Linked DNA regions of Homo sapiens: region 1 is linked to region 2. Evidence: chromatin loops called from intact Hi-C (ENCODE). Cell type or tissue: PC-3. All regions are shown on one strand. Links, peaks and the distances in the headings refer to the core of each region. The heading gives the core; the rest is flanking DNA.

Region 1 (17,676 bases), core at 5,571-10,570, 54 kb after region 2:
TCTTCCATTTACTAACTCTGGCTTTGGGTGAGTTATGTAACCTCTTTGCTCACCTGTAAAACAGAGATATTAATAGTATTTAACTCATTAGGGTGAGGAAAATTTTTAGATTAAAATAAATGTAAAGTTTCTAGAGCAGCGGCTGGTATGTAGTCAATATTGGATACATGATATTATTATTATTATTGCATTTCTGCTTATAAAATAATGATGGTAACCATTTCTGCAATCGACACCAAAAATATAACTCTACAACGTTTGAAAATATTTTAAAGGAAAGCACTATATTATCTTGATATTACTATTGTGGCATTTTCAATTTTATATTCTTTTTGTTTTTTATTCATAGGTATAGGATGACCTCAGATGGTACCTTATTTATCAAAAATGCAGCTCCCAAAGATGCAGGGATCTATGGTTGCCTAGCAAGTAATTCAGCTGGAACAGATAAACAGAATTCTACTCTCAGATACATTGGCAAGTATAATCACTTTAAAAGGCAATTAAAATAGGATGAATATCACATCAAGCAATGCAAAAGTACTTTTTTGAAATATTAATATTAGTAATGCATACATGGTATTATACTTTATTATTCATTTCACACACTGATTGAAGCAAATATTGTAACCAATTTAAGTTAAAAGTTCATAGAGTGAAAAGCTTCATTAGTCAACAGAAATCAAGGAAGCTTCCAGGTTATGGAATAATTTCATATTGTCCACAAAGTTCTATCTTTCCACTGTTCATCTGTTCTCTGCAATATTTTACTTTTAAATTAATAAATTCTATTTCCTTTCTAGCTTAACTTCCATTTTATAATTTCTACTTATATTAAAAACTGTGTATAATATAATTTTTACTTTTTATCTTCAATTTCCCTCTCCAAACTTAAACATTTATTGGAAGCGTACTTCATGAAAATTATTCTACAGAATATTTCTATTTAATTTTGTCTTTCTTAGTCAAATAAAGGATAAAGGAATAATATACTCAGATCCAGGTTATAAATCGTGAATAATCAATGGCTAGCAGTCCACCCTTTCATTCATTCTTATTCAGTCTCATTCACAGTAAGATAATGAAACTGTCAGTAGAGAAGCAAGGATTCAAAAGAGATAATAAAGATAGAGAATTGTACTTGAAGGTATAGGTGAGGGAGAGAACCAAAATGTCACAAGTATTGAATTGAGAGCCTGGAAAGAAGTGGTCTCATAATTTACATAATGGGGGTGGATATATACGGAAATATAACAAGGCAGACAGACAAGTACTACAGTGGGAGGTTGGCAGAGGGGAAGACTAATTCAGACGGAGGAATTAGCAAAGATTTCTCAAAGGAGACAGGATTTAGGCTCAGTCTGGAGGAATGAGTGGGATTTGAAAGGTTGTGGCAAAGGGCATTTTAGAAAGAGGAAATAGCTTTAGGAAAGGCAAAGAAGACAGGAGAGTAAAAGTCTGTTGTATTTTGGGCTATCAGTGAAGCTCTGTACCTTGTGATAAGTGAGGAACTGTAACAGGGTAAGGTTAAAAAAAAAGCTATGCACCCATTTATAATTTTTGAAAGAGAGTCTATGGAATTTTGAAGGCAGTAGGAATCACTGAAGGTATTCTAGCAGAGAAATTACATGATCTGTGAGAAGTTAACTTAGCTTTGTTTAAAAATACCTCAGCTGAAGCTAGGAAGTCCTAAAATATCTCGTTAAGAGAAAATGTTTAAGTAAACTGAACCATTGGGCAAGCAAGTGAAGCAAACGGAGTGAAGAACAGAAATTTAGAGAATGTCTATATTTAGCATCACAGGGAAAAGAAGGGTCAAAACCAGGAGACTCTACTTTTTGTAAATGCAAATTTTAGGCTTGGACTGCAAATATCTTCCTGTAGTTAGACATGAATATCCTTAAAATGACGTAGAAAATGTTAACAAATTCATCTACGGTTGTATCATCCTCAAGTCTTAATTTAGCTGTCAGTCTTACCATTATCCCTCTTTTGACTATATTTTTCTTAGAATTATTCCTCTCTCTGTTCTTTTAGTATTGTTTCTCTAAGATGTATTCTGATTTCTAAGATGTTTCTTTCCTTGTATAACTCTTTTTCATAAAGAACTTTCGATTAGTTTCCTAAATTTTTTGGAGTTTATGATAATTATTTTTTGTTTTAGTCATTATTTTTTTCCTGATATCATTTCTTTGACCTTGATAAATGATCTTTTTATCACATACACCTATGTGCATGTGCATTACAAGAGTTTCTTTCGGTTTATAAATATTGAAATGGCCACAAGCACATAAATTTTTAAATTGGTTCATTTAGTAAACATAAACAAAATCCATCTGGTCTTGTGCTAAATGTTGACTATTTGCGTTTTTGTTTTTTTCAGAAGCCCCTAAGTTGATGGTAGTTCAGAGTGAGCTCTTGGTTGCCCTTGGGGATATAACCGTTATGGAATGCAAAACCTCTGGTATTCCTCCACCTCAAGTTAAATGGTTCAAAGGTACATTTCTTCAATATGTTTGTGTCTGGTTCACTTAGTTTTGTTTTCTTTTTAAAAAAAATGATTTGTTAAAACTTTGTTTTGGTGTGTGACTTAGCAGCCCCATAAAATGTGTTTATGATCTCACTGGAGACAATAGTTCAAAATTCTCAACTCTGAATTTCAGGATTTGACATCTGGTATGGATTACAGGACTGTAAAAATCAAAGCAGGAAAAGTTCGCCTTTGCTAATCCAGCTGAACATTCTCTTTGTTAGTTTAGGATTGTTTCCTGAAGAAAATTGTCCAAGAATACTCAGTTAACGTTTAAAATAGCTCCGCTGATTTTAGTTCACTTTTCTTAGAGATGATGGCTCTCACTATTAAAAAGTTTTCTAGATTCACAAGGATACTTTCTATAAAGTGTTCAAATAAAGATACACATTGAAGCTTACAGATAGTTGAAAGACAAATTATTTATTGATAGGTCAGCTACATCATACATGGTAAATGCTTGTCTCAACTATAGAAATTATCTTTCTATATTTGTGTCATAAAGATTGCACCTCTGTGATTCCATAATAAAATAACAGTTATATGCCACTTGTCCTTGGTGAGATACACTTGGATTCTGGTTCCCGCTCAGATGCTGACAGTAGATATCTGTGTAAAAAGCCCTGCTTCTGCTTCTGTTTCAGTTCTTCCAGTTACGGGAAAAAGAAAAAAAATCCTGCAAACACCCTAACTGGGAGGTTGCTAGGATTATTGAGATGCTGTTTGCAAAATACTTTTAAATTTTCAGATGAAAAGTGTTAAATAGTACAAAGCACTATTGTTATGATTCTGTTTGTTAAATCACAAACATTTCCATAGCAACAGGTTGATGTCATAATCACAAAATTAGGAATTCACCTCAAGTTCAAACTCTTAGGGAACATGAGGTGAAAAAGAAAGGCTTTATGTAGAAAATAAATAGTTTTAAATAATATAAATCAAAAGCAAGGTGGAAACTAGGAAGTAATGCCATTTTCCTGGTTGTCCATACTGAAAGATTTTTAGTCTTCATGTTTTCTCTGATAAGAAAGCATTTCTGAGTTTGCTCCTTAATCAGGTTTATGTTGGTTAACATAAACTAATTTTACTTTCTTAAAATACTTAAATTTTTGAATTGCCAAAGAAATCAGTACCAATTTCAAATTTACATCATAATTAAATATATCAAGAAAATATGTTATAGACAGTATTTCTTTATTTTAAATGTCATTCAATAGTTTATCATGAAAATAAAAATTCAAAAAAGTAATGGAAATGCCAACTTCTATATATGTGTATATAGCAGAGTCTCACAAACAGTCTTTTATTCCCCCAAACTGGGACTGTGCTCCTTAATCAATTAGTCTTCATGCCCATCTTAAACCCAGAAATAGCTTGGAAACTAAAAGAGGAAATAGGGAACTAGGTACCCACTACATGAGAGATTCTAGAATTTACTCTCTGTTTCTTATCTCAACTATAGATATTACCGCTCAGTGGGTTCAATAATCTATCATTTTGCTGTCCAAGTTATGAACCAACAGAGATAGAATATGGGCATTTGATACATTGTAAGATGTGTTCCCTGGGTTCATCAATAATAGGCAGAGCTGCCCTGACCTCCAGGATCAGGTCAACTAACATACCCTCCCAAGTTACAGGCAGACAATTTATGCATAAACAGAGTAGAGTTAGGACCACCAAGAGCAAATCTAGGGGACAAACTCCTGTGAATGCAAACTGGCCTCAAAATGGAGGGGGTTAGGAGCAGGTGGGCTTTCCAGTCCCACCTCTGCTGAGGACAAGACACCAGGAAGGCTGGGAAAATGCTACCTTATGGAAACCATAGGGGTGAGGAGGAAGAGTTCCTGCCTTCACCATAAGAATATCTTTTTCCTCATACCTTCCTTGAGGTGATTCTGATTGAATAAAGTAGGTGTTTGAAAGAAAAAAATGAACAAACTGTATTCCATTCAGACCATCAGAGAAAAGGAATTCCATAAGCACAAATGCTCTCTTAAATTTTAGATCTTTTATTTTTAGAAATGAGCAATACAAAATGGGTTCAAAGGAGAATCAAAACACTACTGAAATCTTATAAAAAGTATATGTATGGTAAAATATTAAAGAAATTAGATTTATTCATTTAGATCTGTTGTTCCTAAAATGTGGTTTGGAGACTCTAGGGGTTCCCACAATTCTTTCAGGGGATTCATGAGATCAAAATTATTTTCATAATAATACTAAGATGTTGCCTTTTTCATTCTTATTATCTCAAAAGTGAATAATGGAGTTTCTGGAGGCTATGTGATGTGTGATGTCCAATAGAGTCAGTGGAGAAGCAAATATGAGCATTCAGCTGTCTTGTATTACACTACATTAGAGATTATAGAGATTTGCAAAATGTGAAACACTGCCACTCTTCTCACTAACTTTCTCATGTTTTGAAAATACAATTTTAAAAATATAATATGTTCATTATGCTAAAATGTCATGCATTTATTAAAAATAAGTGAATGCATGTTTTTAATTTCTCAGTTTTATTTCTAAAATTATATATATATATATAAATTACAAATAAACATAATCCACATAAAAATTCACCAGGGTCCCCATTAATTTTTAACAGTACAGTTAAGAAGTTTTTAAACAAACATTTTTGATAACTACTTATCAATTATTTGAAAAGATCTTATGCCAGAGATAATGATCTCTCTGTTAGTCTTTATATCCACAGAGGCCAAATTGAATTTAAACTGTAGAAAAAAGAGAACTCTCCTCAATGGTAATGACTGTAAACCCTAGGATATATTGTCAGTAAAGTTTATATATTTTACTATGTATAACATTCTTCTAGTCTTACCTAATATTAAAAGTAAATAGTCACTATTTTACTTCCATCTGAAAGGTTCTGTATTTATAGCTTCTCAATAATTTGATGAGTAACTTTTCAGTAGAAATCAAGAAAGGAGAATCTATCAAAATGTGATTAAAACAGAAACTTAATTGAACTAGTTTTTTCCAATTTATATTTTGTTTCATGACTGCTATTCTTTAAACATTTTTATTTTGATAGAAAGCTACTAGCAAAAAAGTCTTTATTTTATCCTGTTAATGTCCTCTGACATTTACAGAAGAAATATAAAGGGAAAGTGAATTCCAAAAATCTAAATGCATTTTAGTCCAAACATTTTAATACTTGATGACCAGTGAGGTCAGATTGCATCCTCCTGTGGTGTGAGGAAAGTTTATGTCAACATCATCTGCTTTTATTTATAAAAATTTCTCAGAGGCATATCGACACAGCTTTAGTTACTGCTCTCATTTTCACGTGGTATGTAGTAGCGAGTTTAAAAGCATGATTGAGGTTTTAAATATTGGAATGCTGAAAAATACTTCATTTTAGGCACTGACGGTTGCTGATGTAATTTTTTTCTCAAATTTAGAGCTCTTGTGACCTCCTTGCCTTTGAAAATTATATAAGCAGAAAGAGAATTGTCCATTTGTTGCCCCGAGTCTGTTGGCTGTTGCTGTTTGCAGTCTCCTAGAGAATTTTAGTACTAGCTCCTGAGTTGTGTTTGCTTCTTAGAAGCTAAGACAGTTACTTCCATGGTCCTCATTCCAAGGTCAGATGGCTGGTGTATGATATTTTGGAGAATACCTTTTCAGGCTTGACATCTGGGAATGCTATGAAACTCTAAGAACAATGGCCCTCAAGATTCCTGGAAGTTTTTAAAATCCTGACATGTTTGATGTCACCCTTTACAAAAACAAACAAAAAAGATGTGGACACTGAGCTGGCATTAAACATCCAGTACTATGTACAGTACTATGTACTTTTTTATGATAGTGGTCATCCTGATTAATTCTATTCTTTGGAAAGGAGATGCCCTGGAGGAGGAGGAGGGGAAGCATAAGGAAAAGCCTAACCTAAATCATAGCTTTGTTGAGACATCTTCTGCCTTCAAATAAAAGTCATTCTTGGGAAATTCAAGGCACTGGTCATTAGCAGAAATAAAATTCCTCTGGTCTCTCAAACATCTACTGAGTAACCAAATGCATCCTGCCACAAAGATGGTAGAAACTTCCTTTCAACCTTCATTTCCCCACTCCCTTGTTACCTAAGCTTTGGTTATGACTGCCAGGCTTTCCCGGTTCCCCAAGGTATCTTCAAAGAGCTCCTCCTTTTTTATTTAGTTACACATACAGATATAAATAGAAAATATTCATACACAGTTTATTACAGGTCTGAATTTTAGACTGTAGAAAGTGTCTATGTTGTGCCAAACACTTGTGTTTAAAAACTTTGCAATCAACTTTATTTGGAAGTTTTGAAATTAAACCAATAGCTGCATAAACAATTTTAATACTTTAGTGTTTAATGTTCTCCCCTTTGTTTTGACTTAGGAGATCTTGAGTTGAGGCCCTCAACATTCCTCATTATTGACCCTCTCTTGGGACTTTTGAAGATTCAAGAAACACAAGATCTGGATGCTGGCGATTATACCTGTGTAGCCATCAATGAGGCTGGAAGAGCAACTGGCAAGATAACTCTGGATGTTGGCTGTAAGCCTCCAGATCTTATAGGCCAATTTGTTTAGAAATTGATATGTTATTTTTCATGTTTAATAACCTTGAAATGGTTTGGTAGAATTATTCATCAGAATGGCAAAATTAGAGGGTGCATTTCAGATTAATAGAATAACAGTAGTTAGCATTTACTAGGTGCTTTCTTTCTTTTTTTTTTTTGATACGGAGTCTCACTCTGTCACCCAGGCTGGAGTGCAGTAGTGCTATCTCGGCTCACTGCAACCTCTGCACCCCATGTTCGAGCAATTCTCCTGCCTCAGCCTCCTGAGTAGCTGGGATTGCAGGCGCCTGCCACCATGCCCAGCTATTTTTTTGTATTTTTAGTAGAGGCGGGGTTTCACCATGTTGGCCAGGCTGGTCTTGAACTCCTGACCTCGTGATTCCCACCCACCTCAGCCTCCCAAAGTGCTGGGATTACAGCCATGAGCCACCACACTGGGCCACTTTCTAGGTACCGTTCGCTGTGTCAAAAAATTTATACGGAAAGATCCTAAAATTATCTCCTTTTTATAGATAAGGAAACTGAGGCTTATAAAGGCTAAGCAACTTGATCAGAGTTACAGAGTTAGGGAGGTGCAGAACCTGGATATTTGAACTCAAGTTGCTGTTTCCCTACGAAGAGTCATCCATTCTGCCACCGAATTTCTAAGTATCAACATCTGGAGGCCAGAAATTATACTTTGGCCCAAGATCATAATTTGAAGATATTGATGACAGCAAAGGTATCAGATTGTGCTTTTACTTAAAAAAATTCAATAGCAATTACTCTTCAGTGTATGAAATAAAGTACTACAAAAAAATGTCAATCATAAAATGAAGATACAGTGTATGCAAGACAACCATATGTAGGTTACTCAAGAAGTTTGGTCCTCCCTTTTTTGTCTACCTCATGTCTCTTCACATTGTAGTCAAACATAAAACAGAGTTCAGTTTGTATGAAATAGAACCTGGCATTTAATTTTTAAGATAATTTAATATTTGTGTCACTTAGAACTTATAAAATATGACATTGCATTCAATTGTCCTCTATTTTCACTTGTATATGATGATATTCATGCCAGACTGTTTTTTTTAAAGCAAAAGTTAGAACTGTAAAGAAAATGCTTTTTATTTTTCTTAGAATATAGTAACACAAAACATTTTAGTTCCACTGTTTTAAGTCTTTAAATGAAAATTATGTCCTCCTAACTTGATATTTGTTTCATGTAAGCTAAATTTTTGCTTTCTGGGATCTTTTATGATCCCCTTGCCCCTGAACTGTCTGGTGAACACTCTGCATTCTTGGTGATTATGCCCTTGGGGGAGAATCAACAAAGCTGGAAATGACCACAAAGACCACTATAGAATCTGTCTAGGACACTGTAACACGTGTTTGAACCATGACTAAACTCTGTGGTTATTAAGAGAAATGCCTTGAAAATAAGATTGGAACCTCTGGGTGGAGGGTAGCTCTGAATCTACTAGCAAGCAAGATGTAAAACACAGTAATGCTTTTAGACATGTAAGGCCCAAATAAAGAGGGTCACTACATAGAGAATTCTTGTTTACAAGAAATATACTGAGTACAACATTGTAATTCTCAACATTTTCTAGTTCTCCTTCTACCTCCTTCCGGCACAGATATTTTATGTTTACTCAACATTCTTTTAGACTTGTCTGGCTCTAGAGGAAGAGAGAAACAGTCTCAGTAATTTTTCCCAACAAAAAGGTAATTGCACCCTCAGTCCCCTCAAAGTTTGTAGAAATCCTAAGAATCTTTTGCACATGCTTCTTTGCTTACTTGCTGCCTTCTTGGTAATCCCTTTTAGCTTCTGGAATTTCCAGATTCCTTCTTCCATCCAGTGATACACCATATAAGGGTTCACACTATCTGTGTTGGGGTGACTTACATTGGATTAGGAAACAACCTAACAAATGTTTCGTATTTATGCTTTATTTCTTGAACAGAAGTGAATTTTATTTTATCTTCACTTATACTCAAGATCTTCATTCTCTGTGACCCTTTCTAAAACAATGGCTTTTCAACTTTTATTCTAGTAATTGTCCTGACAGAACCATCAACATAAGCCAAATTATTTGTTTATTGTAACCTTGACCATTGTTCACAATTGCCAAATAACTTAGTGTTAAAGTCAGTACCATTCATGTTTCTGTTATGCATTAACTATTTCCATATTCGCTGTTAGATCTTTCTCTTTGTAGCTCACAATGTTAGGAGTTGCTTCATTTTTGAGGTTTGCTTGTCACTGATGCTACCTTGGCTGCCTACCTAGTGCCTGGTATTCTCATTTGCCTTGTTTTGTGATACCAGTACATATATTCTTTGACCTTGTGCTTGTTTTGTTGAATAACAAAGGTTGAACAGACCTTGTCTGTTCACATCACACTATTGTTACATATTCTAGCAGATATAATATGTAAATGCTAAGAACCATGCAAATCACAGTTGCAGTGATAATTATAGTTATCACTATTAGGTTTAAAGGTAAACACACATCAAATCAAAACTTTCCCCAGAACTTATGTAGTGGTTAAGTAAATGGTGGACTCTGACAGAGAATGGGTTTTCTGCCTAAACTTTCCTCATCTATAAAATAATGATCTAAGTGGTACCTACCTCACTGGTTGGTTGTAAAGATAAAACGAGACATCATCCTAACGTACACCCAGCATATCAGCTGTTACTGCTGTTCCTCTAAAGCTGTTTAATGAAACATGTATCATGTAAATGAATATTAACTTCACAAATTAAGTGGTCATTTTGATTCTTTGAACCTTGAAAAATCATATGGAAATGCCTATATAATAGCAGCTTAGTATTTAAGATTAAGCATTGGGATTTTAATGTGAAAGTCACCATTTCAGCTTAATTTTTTAAAGAAAGGGCTTGAGACAAGTTAAGTACTAAGCTTAGTAGTGCATAAAATTGTTCATTTGAGTTCCAAAACTATTGGGCATAAATTTAAGTAGCTTATGACTTAGGAAGAAAAGCATGCTTTTATCCATATCATTTAGCTATTTGAGCTTTCAGATTGTTTTTGTGGGCATATTACTTCATATCAACAATACTAGATCAAAAAATTATGAAAAGGCTATTTAATACGATTTTTGAGTTCTAGCTTCTTGTAGTGAGTGCCCTTTTTCCTATTACTTATTATCATGGTTTTAAATTATGGACATTTCAGGTCAACAGGGAAAGTTACCAATGATTTTTATCCTTTGTAAAAAGGGATAGTGGACTGTGAAGTCATTTGGAAGGAAAGAGGACTGGCTACATCAAACAAAAAGTTGGCTTGGCAGTGATTTTATTTGTAGCATTCCATACCACACAGGGTTTGAGACTTAGACTGTGGTTTCATGCTTTGCGGTTTGGTGGAACCAAAACAATGTGTCCAGTCATTTTAGGAAAGAAAATCTCTGACTAAAATAATGCAAGAGTCACCACATGGAGTATATATATATTTAATTTTCCCTAAGGGAACTAGAATAATTTTATGGAATAATTTTTGCAGCAAGATGGTCAATCTGTTTGTGATTTTTATATTTGCAGAATAATGTGTGTACACAGCCATATCTATATGTAAGTTACAGCAAAGTTATACTGTGGCATTAACCCTGTGCAGATCTCAAGATGCTTGCAAACAAATACTTAGGATCTCAGAGGATCAAACATCATCCTAACAGACTCTGTGAAGAAGCCAAAATTGAAATTAACCATAGATACATTAAACTAACCACAGAAATTAACCATAGACTTATTAAACTCCAGTTGAGATTTAATAAGTTAACTCTATAATATGTTTAATGAGTGTTTATATCTCAGTGATTATTATATACTAAATGATTAATAAGATCATCTCTTTTAACAACATGAGATAGGAAATGTTATTATGCCTTTTTTGTTCATGGGGATATTTTAACTGGAGGAGGTAAAATAATTTTCTCAAGCTTAGAGTTGCCATTTGAAGCCACTTAGTGTGCTCTTCACCTCTCTAAGCAAACAGCCTCCTCTGTAGAAGCACCGTGCACCGTACTACACTCACTGCTGTTCTTCTTCCCCATAGTTTCATTAATGTATTTACCATCTACTCACTGTAATTCACTTGGAGTTCATGTTGGCTACATTCAGGAGTAGGAAGTATTTAAAAAGCTTCTTGGCTGTATTAGGAGTTGCTTCATTTTTGAAGTTTGCTTGTCATTGATGCTGCCTTGGCTGCTTACCTAGTGCCTGGTATTCTCATTTGCCTTGTTTTGTGATACCAGTACATATATTCTTTGACCTTGTGCTTGTTTTGTGCATAATGCTGTTCTCAAAGCTGCTTTACAATGGATGACTTCTCCTGTCTTAATTGAGTTTTGTTGGTACAGATTGAGGTTTGTTTATCCTTTTTAATTCCAGTTTGTTCTTGGCTTTCTTAGTTCTGAAAATTGAAATCTGCCTTCATTTTCACTGATGCCTGTGTTGTAATGTGTCAGTAAACTGGGTATTCTTCCAAGCAGTTGGTTGATTCCAGGCTTCTGCATATCTTTGTGCTGTTCTGGAATTTGTTTTCTGTCCATCACCGCATTTACCTGCCCATACTCTGAGGCTAACATATCCAGAAACTTTTAAACTTAACTTCCATTTTTCAGAACAGCCATCTGCTTTAGAATAAATGATTTCCGTTTATCCAGAGAAAAGTAACTAGGTCTTAGAGACTTCGTGTATTCGTCCGTTCTCACATTGCTATAAAGAAATTCCAAAGACTGGGTAATTTGTGAAGAAAAGAGGTTTAATTGGCTCACCGTTCTGCAGGCTCTACAGAAAGCATGGCTAGGGAGGACTCAGGAAACTTATAATCATGGCAGAAGGCAAAAGGGAAGCAGGCACATCTTACATGGCCAGAGCAGAAGGAAGAGAGCAAAGGGGGAGGTGATACACACTTTTAAATCACCAGATCTCATGAGAATTCACTCACTATCCCGAGAACAGCAAGGGGGCAATCTGCCCCTATGATCCAATCACCTCCCACCAGGCCCCTCCTCCAAAATTGGGGATTACGATTCAACATGAGATTTGGGCAGGGACACAGATCCAAACCGTATCACTTAGAATAAGCAAGCTATGAGCTATTCTATTAACTATGTTTAAATATGTTTAAAATATGTTTATTTTGCCTATTATTTTTATAAGTCAAATTTCCATATAGATGGATTAAGAAAAATCTAAACACTGATACACGATTTATTTATAAAAATATATTGTTCAATTGTGGTATTTAACCTAATTTAATTTTGTTTAGGTTCAATAAATAAATAAGAGGGCTCTGAAATTGCCACGTGAAAGTTCAATGTACTGGGTGAAGGTTGCTGTACACACTTATGCACCAGACACACACACACACACACACGCACACACACACTGTGTTATTACTGAAGTGTTGTCATACTGATTTCAAAAATTCATTGACAAATATCCAGTGGCCATGAATAATGCCCAAAGTACTATGTTAGCTGCTGTAAAAGATAAAAATATGGTTACAAATATAAACTCTCTAGGAAATAAAAAACAAATGTAGTCTAACAACAGGTTGAATGTGGTGATTGCTATGAGAATGGTAGAGAGTGAGTTTTCTGAAACTTTAGAGAGGGAAGAAATCATGCTCATCTCAACTGGTAAGAGATGGCATCATAGAGGAGGGGCCTTTTAAACCAGATTAAAGATTGCCAATATTTCAACAGCCAGAGATCAATAACAGACATTACATTTGTGGGAGATGGTAATAACAAGGTACTGATATGAGAAAGGTCAGTCCTTGCTTGGAGAAGAACAAGGGATGTTGATTGCCCAGGTAGTAACATTTATAAAGGGAAATAATAGGAGATGAGGCTGCAAAGTTGGAGGAGGTTCTTTAACCTATGCTAAAAAAGCATTAATGCTGCTTGAGAGACAACTGTACATCAACTCCAGAATTCCCATGGGAAGAAAAGTGATCTCTGTAGGAATATTTATGAGCCTGCTAACTAGTGTGACTATGAGCAGTTGTGAGAACCCATAGAAAAGGGGAAGTTAATATAATCACAAAGAATGGTGACTCCAAAGTTGAACTGACTTGGCTTTTAAGCCTGCTTCCATAATTCAACTCCATGTGACACTTAGCAAATTAACTATCTGTGTTTCAGTTTCTTCATCTATAAAATCAGAGTAATAACAATACCTACCCCATAGAGATATTGTGAAGATTAAATGAGGTAATAATGGACAGCACTTAACACAACCTCTGACTCTGTAAGTGGTAATTATCATTTCTAACCAAGATTTAACCTTGACTTTATCAAGGAGCCTTCCCTAGGGTACACCTCTTAGAATCCTATATGAGCAGGTTTCATCCATTGCCTCCAAAAGTACCCTGTATATTTCTCCTTGCCTGGTGTCTCATCACCCATAAGTTTCCAGGATGTATTGAGAGCCTCATCTATTTGAACTTGCTGACAGTATCCTCCCTAAACAGGATTCCTATGTTTTCCAAGATGTGCCTCTGATGTATTTCTATGTCTTCCTCCCTGATCTCTGTGGTTACCTGAATTACGTGGATATCTGTAGCCTCTTATCTATAATTTTTATAGTTTCTGAATCATTTCTTAATTCTGACTAAGATATTAAACTCTTCCTATTCTCTTTTTATCAAATACTACATTCTGTTACTTTGATTCGTATTATTTATTCTAATATTTAAATTTCTCTAATTCAAAAATGTGAAAGGTATGAGAAGCAAGAATATGATATTGAACAAGGATATAATTTAGGAGTAAATAGTGTTAGCTTGTTATATAGTGATTATAGAATAATGAACTCTGGTATAAATTAATTTAAAAATTCAACCAAAGGAGTAAGTTACGGAAAGTGTCAAAAATATCTTATTATAAAGCCAACTTATTTATAAGATAGTCTTAAAGTTTGAGCAATTTGACATAAACTGAAATTGAAAACAAATTTTTAGAGTGAAAGATTCTCTTTATTTAAGGTTATTATAATTTGAAGTCCCATGCTTTTTATCATCTATCACCTTAAGGAAATGGTTGGGCTTCTAAGTGTCTCTCTTCATTTATAAAGCAAAAAAGAAACACCCACTGTTTTTACCTAAGAGAGGAATATCAACAGGGTAAATTTACAATATAATATGAACAATAATTCAAATTCAATGATTTGACAGTTTAATATTTAAGTTTATGTTTAATATGCCTGTATAATATACCGATGACTTATTTGTTGTTTGTAATGTCTTCCAGCACCTCCAGTTTTCATACAAGAACCTGCTGATGTGTCTATGGAAATTGGCTCAAATGTGACATTACCTTGTTATGTTCAGGGTTATCCAGAACCAACAATCAAATGGCGAAGATTAGACAACATGCCAATTTTCTCAAGACCTTTTTCAGTTAGTTCCATCAGCCAACTAAGAACAGGAGCTCTCTTTATTTTAAGTAGGTTGAAGGAAATATATTTTGTACGAATATGTACTTTTATGTTATATATTTATGTTTTATACATAGGTATTGCTATTTAAAATAGTATATTAATCTTGCCAACACATTTTATGTTCATTGCATTTTACTTTGAAATAGTACTGGCATTTTATATTCGGGAATTGTCATAAATGAGTTATATTTTATTCAAATGTATGTCATTAATTTATCATAAGGGCTTATGAAACAATATGACTTCTTCATATCTTACCATTTCTTATTGCAAATAGAGTCATCTGAGCCTTTACATAGATAAGTGGTCACATTACCTTGATTCTTGTAACAATTGTTGTATAGAAAGATAAAATATTACTATTAGTTAACTTTATTTATTTTGTCAAACAGTACATAACAACATAGGGATGCCTTGGAATCTCCTTTATTAAAAGCTGTATCCACCTGAAGCAAAAGATCCCTGCCACCCCCACAAAAGTCAAATACTTTCTTATCTAAAAATTTTATAAGCTATTCAGTATTCAGATATTTGGAAGCACCTTCTATTTTTTCAAATAATGCTAAGAATAATTGCATGGTGTTACCAGAGGAGGAAAAGCATTTAGATAATTAATTGCATTTTTAAAAATAATGGGATGTTTGGGGTATTTTATAGAAAGCTTTTAATCAGTTACTGCTAAGTTAATTATTTTAATTATTTTTATTTTTATATTTTGGGTGGGTACGGGTTCTCATTCTGTTGCCCAGGCTGGAGTGCAGTGGCATGAACTTGGCTCACTGCAAACTCCACCTCACAGGTTCAAGCAATTGTCCTGCTTCAGCCTCCTGAGTAGCTGGGATTACAGGTGTGAACCACCATACCCAGCTAATTTTTGTATTTTTGGTAGAGATAGGGTTTTACCATGTTGGCCAGGCTGGTCTCGAATTCTTGACCTCAAATGATCCACCCACATCGTCTTCCCAAAGTACTGGGATTGCTGTCGTGAACCACCATGTCTGGCCCAAGTTTATTAACAATATTAAATATACATTGGCCACTTAAACTTCCAGATATAAATTAAATTGTCTAATAACAAGTGCTTCAGTGTTCAGCTCTGTGGTGAGCTCTGTGGTGGACAGATTCAGATATAGGGTCCCTCACTCAGGTAGTTTGCAGTCCATTCTCTGAGTGGATGCCCATGAAAGGAGCTACTGGGAAGTACACATCAGATTGGGTCAGATTGTGCATGACTTGAATGTCCAGGTGAAAAAATGGATTTGATGAGCTAGAAGTTAGAGAGCCCCATTCCAAGTTTGATAGGCAGGAAAAGGTACATGAAAGTACTGTTTCAGAACAACACCGCTACAAGATAGGAAGAGAGATGAGAGAAAGGGAACATTGAAAAGCTCAAAGAGTGATGATGAGAAACAACCCAGATGTTGATAAAAAGTGAGACCTGAAAACAAATTGATTAAAGGAGACAAAAGAAAAGGAAGAATAAAAGAGCTCAATATCTTGAGCAACAGTTGCCTAATTGTCGAAATTAAATTGTCTGGAAGGAAATTAGTAATTAGAAACTTGGTTCTCATGGTATGTTGTATTTCTACACAAATTAGCCCAAGAATTCGTAATATGAAAAATATCCCAGTTAGAACTAATGTATGATTTATTAATGGGGTGGTTTGCTGAATTTTTATTTCCAAATGAATGTTTGCTATTTAGAGTAGATGCTACCTTAATTTACCAGATGCAGTTCTACAATTAGATGCATATGGTTAGCAGAGGAGTAGAAACTTTGTCATGGTTCTTTATCTGAGATAGTATGGGACTATGGATGCTGGAAAGCTGCACTTTTCTCTGTTCAAATCTTATCAATAGATTAAACTGCTCATTTTGGTTCATATATTTACAAGATTATACCCATTCCCCTATTTAAAATCCTCTCCTTCCTTCCTGATTGCTCACAAGACAAAACCATACTCTTGAGAATGTACCAGCCCACCTCTTCAACTTCAGTCTCCTGACTATCCCCACGCAACCTATAACTCAGTAGTCCCCATCCTCATGGCTCCAATACCCTCTTTAATTACAAATATTTTGTAATATCATTTTATTATCTTGAAAAATTCTATATATTTGATCTAACTACATAATAAAAATTATTTTAATGTCTAACACATACAAATGAAAAATGAGGGAAAGTAATTTATACTAAAATAATGCATATTTCAATACGTAAATACTCTGGCATTGTCTACAGAATATGAAGATACATTTATGTGGCATCATTATGAATTCAATAGCTCAAATGCAGACTCATGCAGGAGTATAGGATTGATGACTCAAAAACTCCAAGCTGGTGAAGTGATTTTCTAAGATGATGTGCAATTATTACTAAAGTTCTGTCTTTCTTCTGCACATACAGAATTAGGTTGCAGACTCATGTAGTTACAAACAAAGTTATGAAATACACACATTTCAGTGGGAGCTTCAAAGTCGTGCTGGACTTGGGATAATTGTTTCTTTGCGAATCTGGCCCATGTTTCACCTCTCTAGTTTTTACCCACTGAATGCCAGCAGACTTCTCCAGTCATTGCATCAACTAAAAAATCTCCCCTGCAAACTTCTAACAGGGTGGTGGTGCAGAGCACCACCATTGATGGTGCAGCTTTCCATTCTTTGTACAGGCCATGATTTTTCTAGTCATGCTCTTGCCTTTGTAACCGATTAGAACTGGACTGCCCGTCCTCTATTCTACTCACTCAGATATTACCTCAGTGTGAATCCTTCTCCAATTGCCTTTCATGCAGTCACTTCTGTCTCTGCTTCCAGAGCTCACTGTCTGGAACTCTTTGTTAGCACTTATTTCACTGTGGTGTGATGGCTGGTTTCTGTGTATGTCCCTTCTTCAACCAGAAGGCAGTGCACACTTTCCATGCACAGATCTCAGCACTGTTTCTGGCACATAGTTAATTCTCCATAGATGGTATTGGATGAGTAAATGAGTTCTTCCTTTTAGACTTATGGGCAAGTGATAAAGGAACCTATATTTGTGAAGCTGAAAACCAGTTTGGAAAGATCCAGTCAGAGACAACAGTAACAGTGACCGGACTTGGTAAGATCAATTGAATGTCTA
Region 2 (14,188 bases), core at 1,229-6,228:
AGTTCTATGAGTGAGCAGAGCCTTTGATCAGGTGATGAGGTGATGAGAACTCTGTTTAGACAAGTCTCTAAGCTCAGTCTCCTATAATTAAGGGAACAATAAAAAGACACAGTATCTATTATTATTTTATCTTAAATGTTTATCTAGCCTTCACCAAAAGAGCCTCCAGCTCAGATTTACAGCATTTCTAGTGTAGGATTAGTGCTAACAACAACTAAACAAAGAATAAGCATTATAATGAAACTTAAAAATAACAAACTTATTTTGCTTCTATATGAAATACCAAAAGAATGTATCAGGTTGTTACAAAGGAAATTGAACTGAATCTGATGACATAAAATATTGCTGTTGACTTTGGATTTCCCTTTTGGATGTCTAATGAATGATAAATGTTTTACATGTGCACTTTCTCAAGATGAGAAATGTCTGATATTAGATAGTGTTTCCCTGGTGCTATCTCCCATGCACTGGACTATCTGGAAAAGGTCTGCTCTATCACTGAAATTAATATTGGCTTTTTGAATGTTTCACATAACAGTTTTTATCCCAAATATGGAGAACGATCTATCTATTACTTAACTTTACCTTGAGGCTCAAGGACCACCCAATTGAGCCTCAAGCCAATCTTTCTAGTTATCTTCTATCACTTGTCTTTACATTTTTGTCAAATATAATTTTGTACTGTCTCTCTCCCCCCACCACATTCTCTTACCCCATGCTTTCTTTCAAGCTGTTCCTTCCCCTTATAATGCCTTTTCTTGCATTCTGACTTATAACTATCCCACAAAGTTCAGCTCAAATGACAAAACTTTCATCAAACTTTGTCAGATTTTTTTTTCCCTAAAATGTTCTTTTCTCTCTGGCTTTCTATTAAATTTTTCTGCACTTCCCTTTTGGATTAATTTCTCCCTTATATCATTTTTATTTCTGTACATATTTTCTCTGTCTCTTTTTCTATAGACCAGATTTTGCCACTAGTATATGCCACAGTGCCTGAGAAAGAACTATATAAATATTTATGAATAAAAATTAATACATTTATTCTGAGGATATCCAGGGAAGCAGGCAGAAGAACTGGTTTACTTAGCCTGTAGTGGAGGTGCTAGCATGGAACACTAATACGTTTACGATTTAAAATGATAAGAGAGTGGCAGTTTCTTTTCTTCTGTGATTTTTCTGGTAAGTACTTTACTGTTCCATCTTAGGGCACTTTCACTAAGCAGAGATAAAGAGTCAACTCATTTGTATAATTCACATAAGTACTCAAATATTTTAGGTTTCCTCTGATGCAGGTAAAGCATGTTAAAAAGAAGTAACTGGAAATAACATAAAGTTTTATTAAAAACAGAAGAGAAGATTGTTTTATGCTCCTAAATTTCCATTTGTAGGAAAGCTACAGATCATGGATCTTATTTCTGAGAAGCAATATGATTTTTCCATTCAGCAACTAATATAGAGTATTTGAATGTAACCACAGAAACTCTTGAGCCAAATTTTGTCCTCTGCTTTTTAAAGGAAACTCCCTGCAAAGACATTAAATAATTGTCAGCACCCAATGGGTTTAGGTGGTACAAATGTTTATATTAGTCTAGGATTATCAGTGTGATCATTTAATTTAACATATCCCCTGGGGTATGTTTCTATTAAGTACATTTGGATAAACTGTCTTTAGATAATCTCCCAAGTACAGAAGGGTGTGTACCCAACCGCATGATTATACTGGGATTCTGAGACTAGTAGAAATATTTTGGTTTTGGATAGTTATGTTGGTAGCCAGAGCCTACTAATGCCTTTTCTACTGGGTAAGGATATTTTAAAAATCATACTCAAGTGGCATAAGCTTGTTTAGGAATCATAATTAAATTAACCTTGAGTCTAAAAGGACCACACATGAAGATTATTATGCTGGCCTCCTATTAGTCTTTCCTGGTGACTCTTATGAATAAGCCTGTAGTCTATACAAGGTGTGTTAAGTAAATAGATTAGGTGTAGCATTAATGTTTTGGGTCAGTGGCATGTTTGATAATAGATTTTTCCTGGAAAATTTTCCAGTTTTTTGGCCTTCCAATATCGGACTGTCAACCAAATAGAATGCTTCCTTTATAAAAAAGACATGTGTACACTTAGGTACACATGCACATTTTTATGTATATGTGTGTGCATATGCGTGTGTGCATATGTGTGTGTGTGTGTGTGTATTTAAGTAGAATTTATGTTTTGGATACATTTCCTAATCACACATTTCTCCAAATGCATAATGCCCAACAAAATAATGGTATTTAAATCTAGCTTCTATGATTGTGTCTTTGACACAATGCCTAGCTCACAGTAGGTTCTTAATAAATATTTTATTGAAACCATCTATTCTTTAATTTGTAAAGAATTCAAAACTTAAGAGCAAATACTTTGAAAAGAGGTCGACATCTATTTGAATTCAAGATTCATTACTTAAAGTCTTTTTGTTCATGGAGAAATTACTTAACCTCTCTAAGTCTGAGGAAAGTGGGGGAAAATAGTGGCTACCCAATATTGTCATGGTTAAATGAGATATTGGTAAAGTGCTTCAGCAGTTTCTGACACATGAATTAGTTGTTACTAAAAATGTTGACGCATGAATTCTGACACAGGTTAATTAGTTGTTCTCTTGAATACATGTAAATCATACATTGTATCTTTACTTTCTTTTAATGCATATACACTGAATTTTTCTTTAGTTTTTGTGTTTGTCTTACTTTGGGCACATTTACTATTTTATAAAACATTGAAACTCTGTTGGAGAGAGAAAAACCATCTCTATCAGTCAAATTTTAATTCAATTTATAAAAGGTAAGGTTTCATATTTAGTGCTAGGAGGAATTCTCCCTGGCTTAATACAAGAAAGTTAATTCCTCGCTAATGTTCTGTGTTCCATGGGGTCTGGTAGAGTATTCTGCTTCACAGTCACTCAGGAACCCAAGCTGATGGAGGCTCTGCCATAATTTAGAACATGCAGCATCTTCAGTCACTTAATGAGGAAAAAACCTGGAGGATGTGGCATTGAATAAATAAAAAGAAATTTGTGTTACTTCTGTCTCATCCCAGAAGTGACACATTTCACTCCCTTATTACCCAGTAGGCAAGCTGTTATCATGGCCTAGTGGTATACTAGAGCTAGCTCATAATGACTCATGGAGAGTCAATGATACATTTCTCTTCCTAGCTCTGTGTTCAGCAACATCATGTTGGGAGCTAGGAATCAGCTATGATGGGAATATTTACACCACAGAAATTGAAAAATGCCAAAAATTAGGGTTTTTTTTGTTAGAGGGGAATTTACTAGCACCCCACTGACCTGACTTTTCCTAACTGAAAAGGTACTCAGAAACATAGAATGGCAAAGAAATAGTTGGAGAATATTATTGTTTTCTATGCCATAGGGTGCAAATCTACCTAGAAATTATGTTATTCTAAAATACCATGCACAGAGTTAGGTACCTGAGAAAGGCGTTGAACTTGGAATAATTGCCATTTAAGTTGCTGTCTACACCTAGGTAAATATCATTTTTTTGAACCTCTGTTTCTTTGTAGTGCCATAAAATTATCTTTGGACATAACAGGGTTTTAAGAGATAACGTGTGAACATACTTAGCATAATGCATCTAGAAACATTTAGTGAATTCTTGATGAGTATAGCATTAGCTGGTCTGAGGAATATCTAAGAAAAAACATCAACACTAGGCATGTGGATGGCTTTCATGTCATTTATTAAACCTACAAAACCTACACTTATCACGTGCCAGCTGAGTGACATTCTGTGGGTGATGAATATGAAATAGTTACTGCCTTGAAGGGACTTTCAATGTAGGCAGGCATTTAACAGGCCTTCTTCGCCTTTAAACTAAGAAGTAAATCCATCTGCAGTAGAGCTGACCAGGAAGATCTAAGCTGAGATCTCAGAGGAGCAAGTAATTTTCCGCTGGAGCTCTCCATGGTGCTTGTTCAATTGTCCTTCAGCCTGTCCTGCTCCTTCATTCTTGGCAGTCTCACTCCAATTGAGAAACCTAGACTCTGGTTCACTCTGCTCCTTCTTTTCCCTTACTGCATTGTAGGTCAAGGCTACCTATTTACAACTTTAGGATACCAATATATTATCTCTGTATTAGGGTTCTCCAGAGGACAGAAATAATAGGATATATACATATATGAAAGGGAGTTTATTAGGAAGAATTGGCTCACACAATCTCAAGTCAAAGTCCCACAATAGGCCATCTGCAAGCTGGGGAAGAAAGAAGCCGGTAGTGACTCAGTCCAAGTCCAAAACCCTCAAAAGCAGAGAAGCCGACAGTGAAGCCTTGAGTCTGTGGCCAAAGGCCCGAGAGCCCCTGGCAAAGCACTGGTGTAAGTCCAAGAGTCCAAAGGCCGAAGAACCTGGAGTCTGTTGTCCAAGGGCAGGAGGAATGGAAGAAAGCATCCATCATGGGAGAAAGATGAAATCCAGAAGACTCAGCAAGCCAGCTTATCCCACCTTCTTCCACCTGCTTTGTTCTAACCGTGCTGGCAGCCAGCTAGATAGTGCCCACCCACCTTGAGGGGGGTCTTCCTCCTCCAGTTCACTGACTCAAATATCAGTCTCCTTTGGCAACACCCTCACAGATGCACCCAGAAGGAATACTTTACCAGCTATCTAGGTATCCTTCAATCCAATCAAGCTGATACCTAATTTTAACGTATCACTAGTATAACCTCATCTTTGCCAAACCGTGACCTTACCTCACATCTGCTCACACTGCAGCAGCCTGTGTATTCCTGACTCAGACCCCTTCACAACTTAATGAACGTGATACTACTCACTCAGAGGAGTAACGTGGCTCATTATGTACGTTTAGAAATTTTATGAATAAATTGACTTTGAAACACAACTCTTCCTAGCTCAGATAAATCCTGTTCAACATCTAATATCTAGAAAGTTTCCTGTTATTCTCTGAGACTGAATGCTGCTGCTAGATTTCCCTCTTCTTATCTACAGAAGCCATGAGGTTAGGGTAACTCTGCAGGAGTAATACTTCAAGACATTCTGTGGTGGAAAGGTGCTTTTTGTAGCCATATTCTAATTTTAATATAACCCACAGGTTGAATCTAGATGATAAAAAAAGACCAAATAGAAAGACATTAAGATAGTAATTTTGGCCTCACTAATTTTAGGACATATATATATATATATAATTTTATTACATTTATAAAAAATTTATTAAAATGGCTAACATAATTTGGAAGAGAAGGGAAGGGAAAGAAATATGGCTGGACCTCCTCTTTGCTTGACTCAGTTACAGAATTAGCTTAATTTTCTTTGCCCCTCCAAGACCTTGGTGTCATTTGGTTCTCCTCTAACCCCATCAGGTTCATAACTCATGAGACTCCAAAGTCTTCTCCCAGCACTCCTGCAGTTTCCTAAAAGCTTTCTTGCTTATGTTCTCATTGCCTTCTGATTATTTGTGTTGATTATACCTTTTTGTACTTTGATGCAGGGCAAAACTCAGCCCCTTCAAAATATCACAAGAAATCTAGCAATAGCAAGCATTCTGTGAATTTGGTAGATTTACTCGTAGATTTGGGGGCTATGTCAGAAAGCACCTTGTGCTTTTCCTGCTCTTTCCTTGGCCACCACCCCCTTGCCTCCCCAGTACATTTCTCTGCTTCTTTCCTCTGGATAGTCCCAGAAGTTCCATATAACTCTCCTCCTATTGTGTAAAGCAGTTCAGCATATTTCAACATTTACCCTCAAACCAGCATAATTAAATTCATTGAGATCATCATGAGAAACGCGTGGGGTAGCTGTAGAGTTTGGTTTCTGGAGCTTCACCGAGTTCAGACTCCAGCTTTGCCACCTGCTGTATCTGTTACTTTGAGCAAGTCACTTAACCTCTCTTATTCATGAAGTGAAGATGGTAATAATACTCTCTCACAGGGACTTTTGTGAGGATTAAAAGTGAGAATTTGTATAAAAAATTAAGCTTTATATATAGTGTGCATTTTGTGCACATTAGTGCTTTTTTCTCCTCCCTTTTCCATTTATTGGTGGGTTATACCCTCATACACAAAACCTGTTTGTTTCTATTACACTAATATTTTTTAAAGGGAGCTTAGACAAGAAAGAGGTGAAAACAATAGCTTACTTTAATAGATATCAAACTATTGGCACTTTCTCATGAAGAAATTTATGTGGTGTTTAGTGTTCCTAAAATACTGTTCAAGTATTAGAATTCTTTTCAGAGAACAATTAAATAATGATAAATGCATGAATTAACATCAGAGGCTATTTTAATACTAAGCTGTTTTAAAAACTTTAAATTAGCTCATTTTTTTTCTTTTTATTGTATGTTTAAACCAGTGTTAGTTTATTTGGGATGTCCTTTGTTTCCGTTACCCTGGTTAGCCCAGAGTTGGATTAATTGCATATAAAAATGGACTCACTTGAAGATATCTTTTATTTACAAACACTTAAATTCATCAAAGACATTCCTACTGTCTACAGTATAGTATAGACACATGAAATTAAGATATTTTGTTATTTATTACTCTTCATATTTTAGCAGAGCAAAATACTCTTCATATTTCCTCAGAGAATAGTAAACCTATATTCTTATTTTGCATACTTTATTACTTGGTGTGGTCTTTGAAGGATCAAAGTTAATTTTTATTACATTAATTTTATATAATTTATAAGGGGCTCCCTCTTCATCAAATCTACTTTAACGTGTTATTTAGTAATAGATGTTAACATATTTTCAAACACTTGTATAATTTCTGTTTTTTTTCACTCAGCTATTAAGTACCACATTGTTGAAAACCACCTTTGTTAGTTGATTTATGCACAGAACACTTGGCAGATGATTAGCACTTAATAGCAGTCATTTGGCAAATTACGTGTCATATTTGCCCTTAGTAACCTCAACAGCTGTTTCATCATAAGGGACTTTCTGAGGAGCAAGGCAACTAACAGTAATATATGATGTTAGTGAAAAAATAAAAATTAACTCACCGTAAGATCAAGCATTCTGACTGACTTACATGAAATTAGTAGGTGATAGTGTCTTCACTAAAGCTCTACATTATCTAAAGAAATTGACATTAGAATTACCAAAGTTTTATACAACCCTACAGGAAATCCCTGATTTAAAATTGAGTCATGATCCATAGTTTCCTTTTTTAATTTATTATGTGGAATTCATAACACATATTCATTGACAAATAATGGGATAAGGGTTGTACTAAGATCCCTACACTTACACATATAATCTTTTGTAACCTTTATGCAAATGAGCCATAGTAACTAGCTGCATCATTTATGCTAAGAATATAGCAACAGCTTTCATGATGATGGGTTTTTTTCTTCTTTCTCCCCTTCATTTTACTACCCTTTGAGTTCTTGAGATTCTGCTCAATGAGGAAGAAACATGGTAGCAACAGGGACAGATCTTCTCTTCCTTCTTCTCCACATTGCTAAATAACAAGGAGTTGCAGTGATTCAGGGAATATTGCGTAGTTTGCACAGCTCTGGAAGTGGCCCACTGGTAACCATGGTGTGTGAATTCATCTGGCTGTCCACCAGATTAAAATGTATATACACAAATACGGCTGTCTACCAGATTAAAATTTATATATATATACTTCCAGTGCATTCTGTCATTGCTATAATACCTCAATATGTGCCTTCTCAGTGTTGAGTTTGAAATTGATAATTGGTACATTAGAGTTGTGTGAATTTTTTCTTTCACTCCCATCTCCTACTTCTACTTAAATGCTGGAATTATGTGGTCATTTTATTTTGAGACAGAATCTTGGTAATCTATGTAATAAAATAATGGTGAACTCTTGTTCATAAGTCTTAGGTGGTTTTTGAAATGCAAATTCCTAGACTGCCCTGACCTAATATTCAGATTCAGTAAATCTAGGCTGGAGCTAAGGACTTTGCATTTTTAATAAATGCTGAGTGCCTTTGCTAGAACACTGCTGAGCTGAGGATGCCAGGTTGCCAAAATCTGAAAATGGTCGGCTCTATTGCTTGCACTGGCTGCAATGTCCTAGAGGCAAAGAAGAAATAAATATTTTCTAGAATTGAACCTGGATGTATTTGTGGAAGAAGGTTTCAATATTTGCTAAACATCTACTATGTTAACAATAGTGACCAAAACAAAGATCCATACCCTCATGGAGCTTTTACAGATTTATTTCCAGCCCATTCACTAGTGACTAAACCCTTACATCTTTTATCATTAGGCATGAAACATATTACTGAATTGTTTTTTAGAGCTGTCCCCATGGGGTATGTATTACGAAACTTGCATTTAAAATATAGAATCCTAGTTATGTTGAGAACATCAGATCAGAGCCTCAGTTTTTGGACATCGATCCTAATTAAATATTGTGCAGTTTCCCATACTGGCGAGGGTTGCATATGACCAGCATACTGGATCAACTGCTGACCAGGTTTGTCATTAAACATTTTCAGACCTCAAGCAGTGGAAGGCACTCTGTTCGCATTACTGGCCTCAGTACTATTGATTTCCGAGCTGGCTTTTCTCGAAAGCCCACCCTGGACTTCAAAAAAACAGTCAGCAGACCAGTGCAAGGTTTGTATGTGCATATTATTTAAATTGACATAATAGATATCCAAATGAAAAATATTTCTCAGACTGTCTATAATTTTATAATTTTGTAGTATTCAATAAAATTGAGAAGCATAGCTTTAAATGTGACTGTTCTCTTGGCCTAATCACTTTCTCAAAGTGTAATCCCAAGACCACTGATATAAAAATCACTCAGGATGCTTGTTAAAAATTAAGATTCCTGGACCCCACTCCAGATCTCCTGAATTAGAACCATGGAAGGTAGGGCCCAGGAATATGTACTTTAGTGAGCACCTCAGTTTATTCTTACACTTACTAAATTCTGAGAATTACTAACCCAGATCTTGAGATTTTTTTCCTTACCGAAATCTATAAATTACCTATTGTCAAGGTAAAATGTGTGTATATAGCTGAAAAATTAAACACGTCACATATCATTGTATTTCAAAGATAAAATTATTGATTTTTAAACCTTGTCCTCCTCTCATTTTATTCATACATTGAGATTTATAGTTTTCTAGCTGAAAAGAAGCTTAACTATAATGTAACAGTTAAAATTTGTTCATTTATTTTTATTGCTGCATTTTCTGGAAAGATACAAAATAATTTATCTTTAAAAGTATTCATGTGATCAAACATATAACAATTTTCACGATTCTAATTTTTTTTACATGTAAACATAGTTAAAATACTATAAAAGTTATTTCTTAGGATTTCCTAAGTTTCTCTGGTCATGCATAAACTGTCTTTTATGTAGAAACAATTCTGCAACTGATCCAGAAATTGTAGGCATCCTTATGGTACTCATATATTATTATCATGCAAATACTTATTTGATATATAACTTCAATTGCTTGTTTCTTGTAAATGATAACAAAATCTTTCTCTTGTAGGAATACCTACCTATGTACTGCTCAATACTTCTGGAATTTCCACTCCAGCTAGAATAGATCTTCTTGAACTTTTGAGTATCTCAGGAAGTTCTCTTAAGACTATTCCTGTTAAATATTACCCACATCGAAAACCTTATGGCATATGGAATATTTCTGACTTTGTACCACCAAATGAAGCTTTCTTTCTCAAAGTAACAGGCTATGATAAAGATGATTACCTCTTCCAGAGAGTATCAAGTGTTTCCTTTTCTAGTATTGTCCCAGGTGAGACATCATTTTATTCAACATTGAAATATTGACAGTTTAAGAGGGTGATGTTGTCCCATAGGTAAATAACGGACTATCAAATAAAAAATAATGTCTTCATATTATTACTGCATCACCAAATTGATGGATATTTACATGTACGGTAACACAGTTTTTCTTAGCTGTTAAATAGCACATCCAAAGTTTCATGTTAAGTCTCACTGATTGCAGATCTGAGAATTTTGATTAGTCAGTGTAAGAGCTGGAACTGGAAAATTCTGGTACTATCTTTTCCCCTAAAAAAGCCAGGCAGATATATTTGCTTAAACTATCTAAATTGGCTAAATGTTTATATACAATTGTCAGAAACTTTCTGCTCCATAGATGGTAGTTCATAGTAAACAACAGGTGATCACTGCCTTTATTTGTCTAGTTGATTAGTTAGCTAGTTAATTGTACATTTGCTACTATGTAGAGAGGAGATTACAGGTGAGATATTATTTGGAAGCATCAGGTAGCATTTCAGCTTAGCTGTACTTGAGCTATTTTTCAAGGCTCATGACTGAACTCTGACCCAATCTTTTTTTTTTTTTTTTTTTTTTTTTTTTTTTTTGAGACGGAGTCTCGCTCTGTTGCCCAGGCTGGAGTGCAGTGGCGCGATCTCGGCTCACTGCAAGCCCCGCCTCCCGGGTTCACGTCATTCTCCTGCCTCAGCCTCCCGAGTAGCTGGGACTACAGGCGCCTGCCACCTCGCCCAGCTAATGGACTGATAAAGATACAGAATTGTTTATAAAATTGTATAGTACTATTAGTGCTATTAGGTGGAGGGACGAAAATTTATCATTTATACATAAGATAGTGATTTGGGAAATTCAGGAACAATTCTATAGCTATTGTTGAATAGTTGTAGAGTGGTAAGAATAGAACCAACCTCAATATTTCCTCATATACGATATTCAAATTTGGCTTAGCCCCTAATTTGCTACAAAATCTGATGGATTCCTAAAAGTCATTTTTTACATTTATTTTGGAAAAACAATTTGATTCTGAGATATGTGGGTTCTTAAGTTTTTGAAATAAAAACATATTCTAAAATTGATATATTGTTGCTTATTTGGTAGTATTTTTTCTATCTTGGTGGTACAAAAAAATACTATGTCTTAAAAACTATGATGTCTTAGATTCAATGAATACTGTAGTAAGGGGCTCATAAAGATATCCAGAAATCAACCAATTTTGAACAAATAAAGATAGAAAAAGTAATTTTTAGTGATCTGGGTTAATTGGAATGCAGAGGATTTACTGGAATAATTTAAGTATAAAGATTTTGAATGGATTAAGAGGCAGTACTTAACATCATTGTGACCTTCTTGCTTAAGTTTTTTGTTTTTGTTTTTGTTTTTTTTCCTAGATGCTCCCAAAGTTACGATGCCTGAGAAAACCCCAGGATACTATCTGCAGCCGGGCCAAATTCCCTGCTCTGTTGACAGTCTTTTGCCCTTTACCTTGAGCTTTGTCAGAAATGGAGTTACACTTGGAGTAGACCAGTATTTGAAGTAGGTACATGTTTCTGTCAGTAATAAGATTCAGCATTTAACATGTAAATATAAATAGACTATTATTGCAGTGTACTTTTTCACTGAAAATTCTCACTTGCTACATAGTCTGGAATATAGCAGTGAACAAAATGGACACAAATCTGTGCCGTTGTGGAGCTTATATTGTCATAGATGGAGACAGTAAACAGAAGCTAAATATAATAATATAATAAATGCTTGAACATATTCAAATGTTGACTCATGTGTTATAGAATCTGAATGTTTTTTAATTTGTGGGTCTGTTCTTAAGACAAATACAGAATTATGAAAATGATGTTAAGTACAAAATCTTGAAAGGAGACCTTGCAAATGAGAGGTCCTGAAGCTTTAGCTTTATTGGCTTCATGGTAAAAGTGTTTCTGAATCTGATTTAAAGTGTTATGATAAGTGAATCTGGTAAGTGTAGAGCGGGTTAGTTGGGTTGAATAATGCCGGTAGGTGGAGTGGATGTAGCATTGGCCAATTTGAAATCCTAAAATTCAGAGTAAGGGGCATTGGAGCAAAGACATAAAGATGCCAAGAAAGATGATCAAAAAGGTATCCAGAGAAGGGTATTCAAACACCAGGAAGAGCAAGTGCAAATGCATGAAGGCTGGAGTGGACTGGGCATGTGGGAAAGACAGACAGGAGGAGGCCAGTATGGCTGAAGCCCATTGAGCCAGGAGGAGAAGGGGAGCAGAGAAGGTCAGAGAGGCATGGTCTGTGCTGCAGGTGAGTGACAGGTGGGTCACAGCAGGTGTGGCACCTGCATATAACAATCAGCAGGAGTAGGCTAGAGGCACCGACTTTTCCTTGTGAAGTTGGGTAACTTTTTTAGACAAATACTAGTAATTTCATGATAAAAACTAAGCAAACCTTGAAAACTGGAGAAAAATATTTCTGGAAAGTGTTGCCTTTTAACTTACTGTGAAACAAACAACATTTTGGGAAAATCTCTGGGAATTATTGTTTTATCAGACTTTTATACTGTTAATTCAATATCAACATAACTTCCATAAGATGTTAAATGTTTGACAGTCTCAGCTTATACAATCGCTTTATGGGGAGTCATTTTAATCAAAAATTTATGGCAGGAATATTCATCATAACTAGGACATTTTCTACTCTTAAAGATTAAACTGTATTATTTCCTGCCCCTTACATAGTATATCTTAATGATTTATTTAGCTGTGTATTTAATAACCAGCAACGTAATTGACCGGGATATAAAATGATGAAGCTACATAACTAGCTGGTGAAATCAAATAATTCTGTTTTATGTTTAAACAGTAACATTTTTCAAAGACACATGAGATTCTTTAGAAACATTAATTCATTAATTCCACACAGTTCCTGGGAGGTAAGCCATGAGAATTCTTTTTCTCATTTTTCCAGCTCTGTGGCCCAGAGATATGACATGCTTTGCTGACATGTATTAAGCTCTTTGGATGTGACAAGTTAGAGACAAAATTAGGCATGAGTGATGATAGACTGATACCCTAATCCTGATTCACTCTCATGTCCCTGCCCTAGATTTCCTAATAACATGAAACATGTGACTTAATGTTTGTTTATGTCAGTCACTTTGGTCACCAGGGGATGTAAGAGAGAATCCGTTTGCATTAGCAGCAGGGTGCATTTTTATTTGACGTGTTCTTTTCCGTATTCCAAAGTCTACCCTTCAAAACTTTTTTAATTATGTCCACATAGTGCTTAATGTCAACTGAGAAGGCTCCATGAAAAAGGGAATTATTTTCATGTAACATTTCATCATCAAGAAAGGAACAAGTATAACTGTAAAGAACATTCTTCAAGCATTTAGTAAACTGGTTGTATGTCTTTGGACAAATTACTTGTCCTTTCTGTATCTCAACTTTCTCATTTTTAAAAAGGGATTCAGAACCCAAAGAATCGTCAGTTTCTGTTCTAAAATTTCCATCAATCTGTTTTTGATGAATTCTAATGTATGCTCAGCTTTTAAGTAGGCACTGAAGAAAACACCAAAGATGTATGTATTCCAAACCCCTACCTTGCTGAAACTTACCAGTACCTCCTAGATGATGACATTTACAAATTTGTGCTTAGTATACTCCTGTTAAGCATCGAAGATACAGCTTACATGATCAGTGTGGTATGGAGTCAAGCAGTATTCTGCTTTTATTCTGAAAGTGACAAGAAGAACCACTGGCATGTAGTGCCTACAGAATTGAAAGGAAGCAATGTTTAACTAAAGTGAATTTTCTCAGCTACTAAAACATATGGATCAATGACCTTGCTTTGTTTCTCACTTTCCTAAGGCACAGAAACCTGTTTTAACTTTTTCTTACAAACCCTAGTTGTACCAAATACGAGTTAAGAGCTCAGTAAGTTCTTCATGGTTTTTTGATGATAAGTATGGTGTGTTTGGATGGGGAGCGATCTAGAGATATCACCATAAGGTATTATATTTTATACCACTTTCAGAATTCAGTGGTAAGTCTCTTGACTGCAGTGGGCTTTTTGCCTTATCTATATCTTGATTTTTTTAAGGTTATAAGTAGCTATAGATGATACGGGAGAAAAAATTATGAAAACATTTTTGACATTTCAGCCACACTTTAAAACAGGATAATGCCTATTTTTGTAGATCATCGAGCTCTTTGAAACAGATTAAATATCTATTACTAAGATACTTCCGGAAAATGAGAAATAATTTGAACAGTGTTAGAGGGCAAATAATAAATATTTATTAAATGAATGAATACATAATATAGTAGAGGGATTTTTTTAACCTACATGATAGAGTTTAACTATAAAACTGATCATTTGTTTTCATTTCTCATTGTGTATGTAGGTTGAATGATATATGGCCTTATATCTTATCTAA

The links. Hi-C counts contacts between places; a loop is a spot of excess contacts. Peaks named below come from ENCODE experiments on the same cell type or tissue, not always from the same donor. Only the 100,000 strongest peaks of a DNase experiment are listed, where the experiment ranks them.
Region 1: it touches region 2 in a loop (10-fold over the local background); 1 of 110 quality-filtered maps calls a loop at or near these places.

What each region holds. Positions count from the first base shown.
Region 1 is chr1:185,963,419-185,981,094 of GRCh38, forward strand. HMCN1 (hemicentin 1) reads left to right here. Exons shown (of 107, transcript NM_031935.3): 13 at 350-477; 14 at 2,384-2,497; 15 at 6,917-7,075; 16 at 14,369-14,563; 17 at 17,560-17,655. Among named protein-coding and RNA genes, the nearest start is that of HMCN1, 240 kb to the left of the region's middle. In PC-3, for the core only: no CTCF peak of the experiment used is centred there; DNase peaks (open chromatin) are centred at 8,453 and 10,443.
Region 2 is chr1:185,913,891-185,928,078 of GRCh38, forward strand. HMCN1 (hemicentin 1) reads left to right here. Exons shown (of 107, transcript NM_031935.3): 7 at 8,489-8,609; 8 at 9,500-9,763; 9 at 11,157-11,301. Among named protein-coding and RNA genes, the nearest start is that of HMCN1, 190 kb to the left of the region's middle. RefSeq lists a silencer at 3,767-4,061. In PC-3, for the core only: no CTCF peak of the experiment used is centred there; a DNase peak (open chromatin) is centred at 3,121.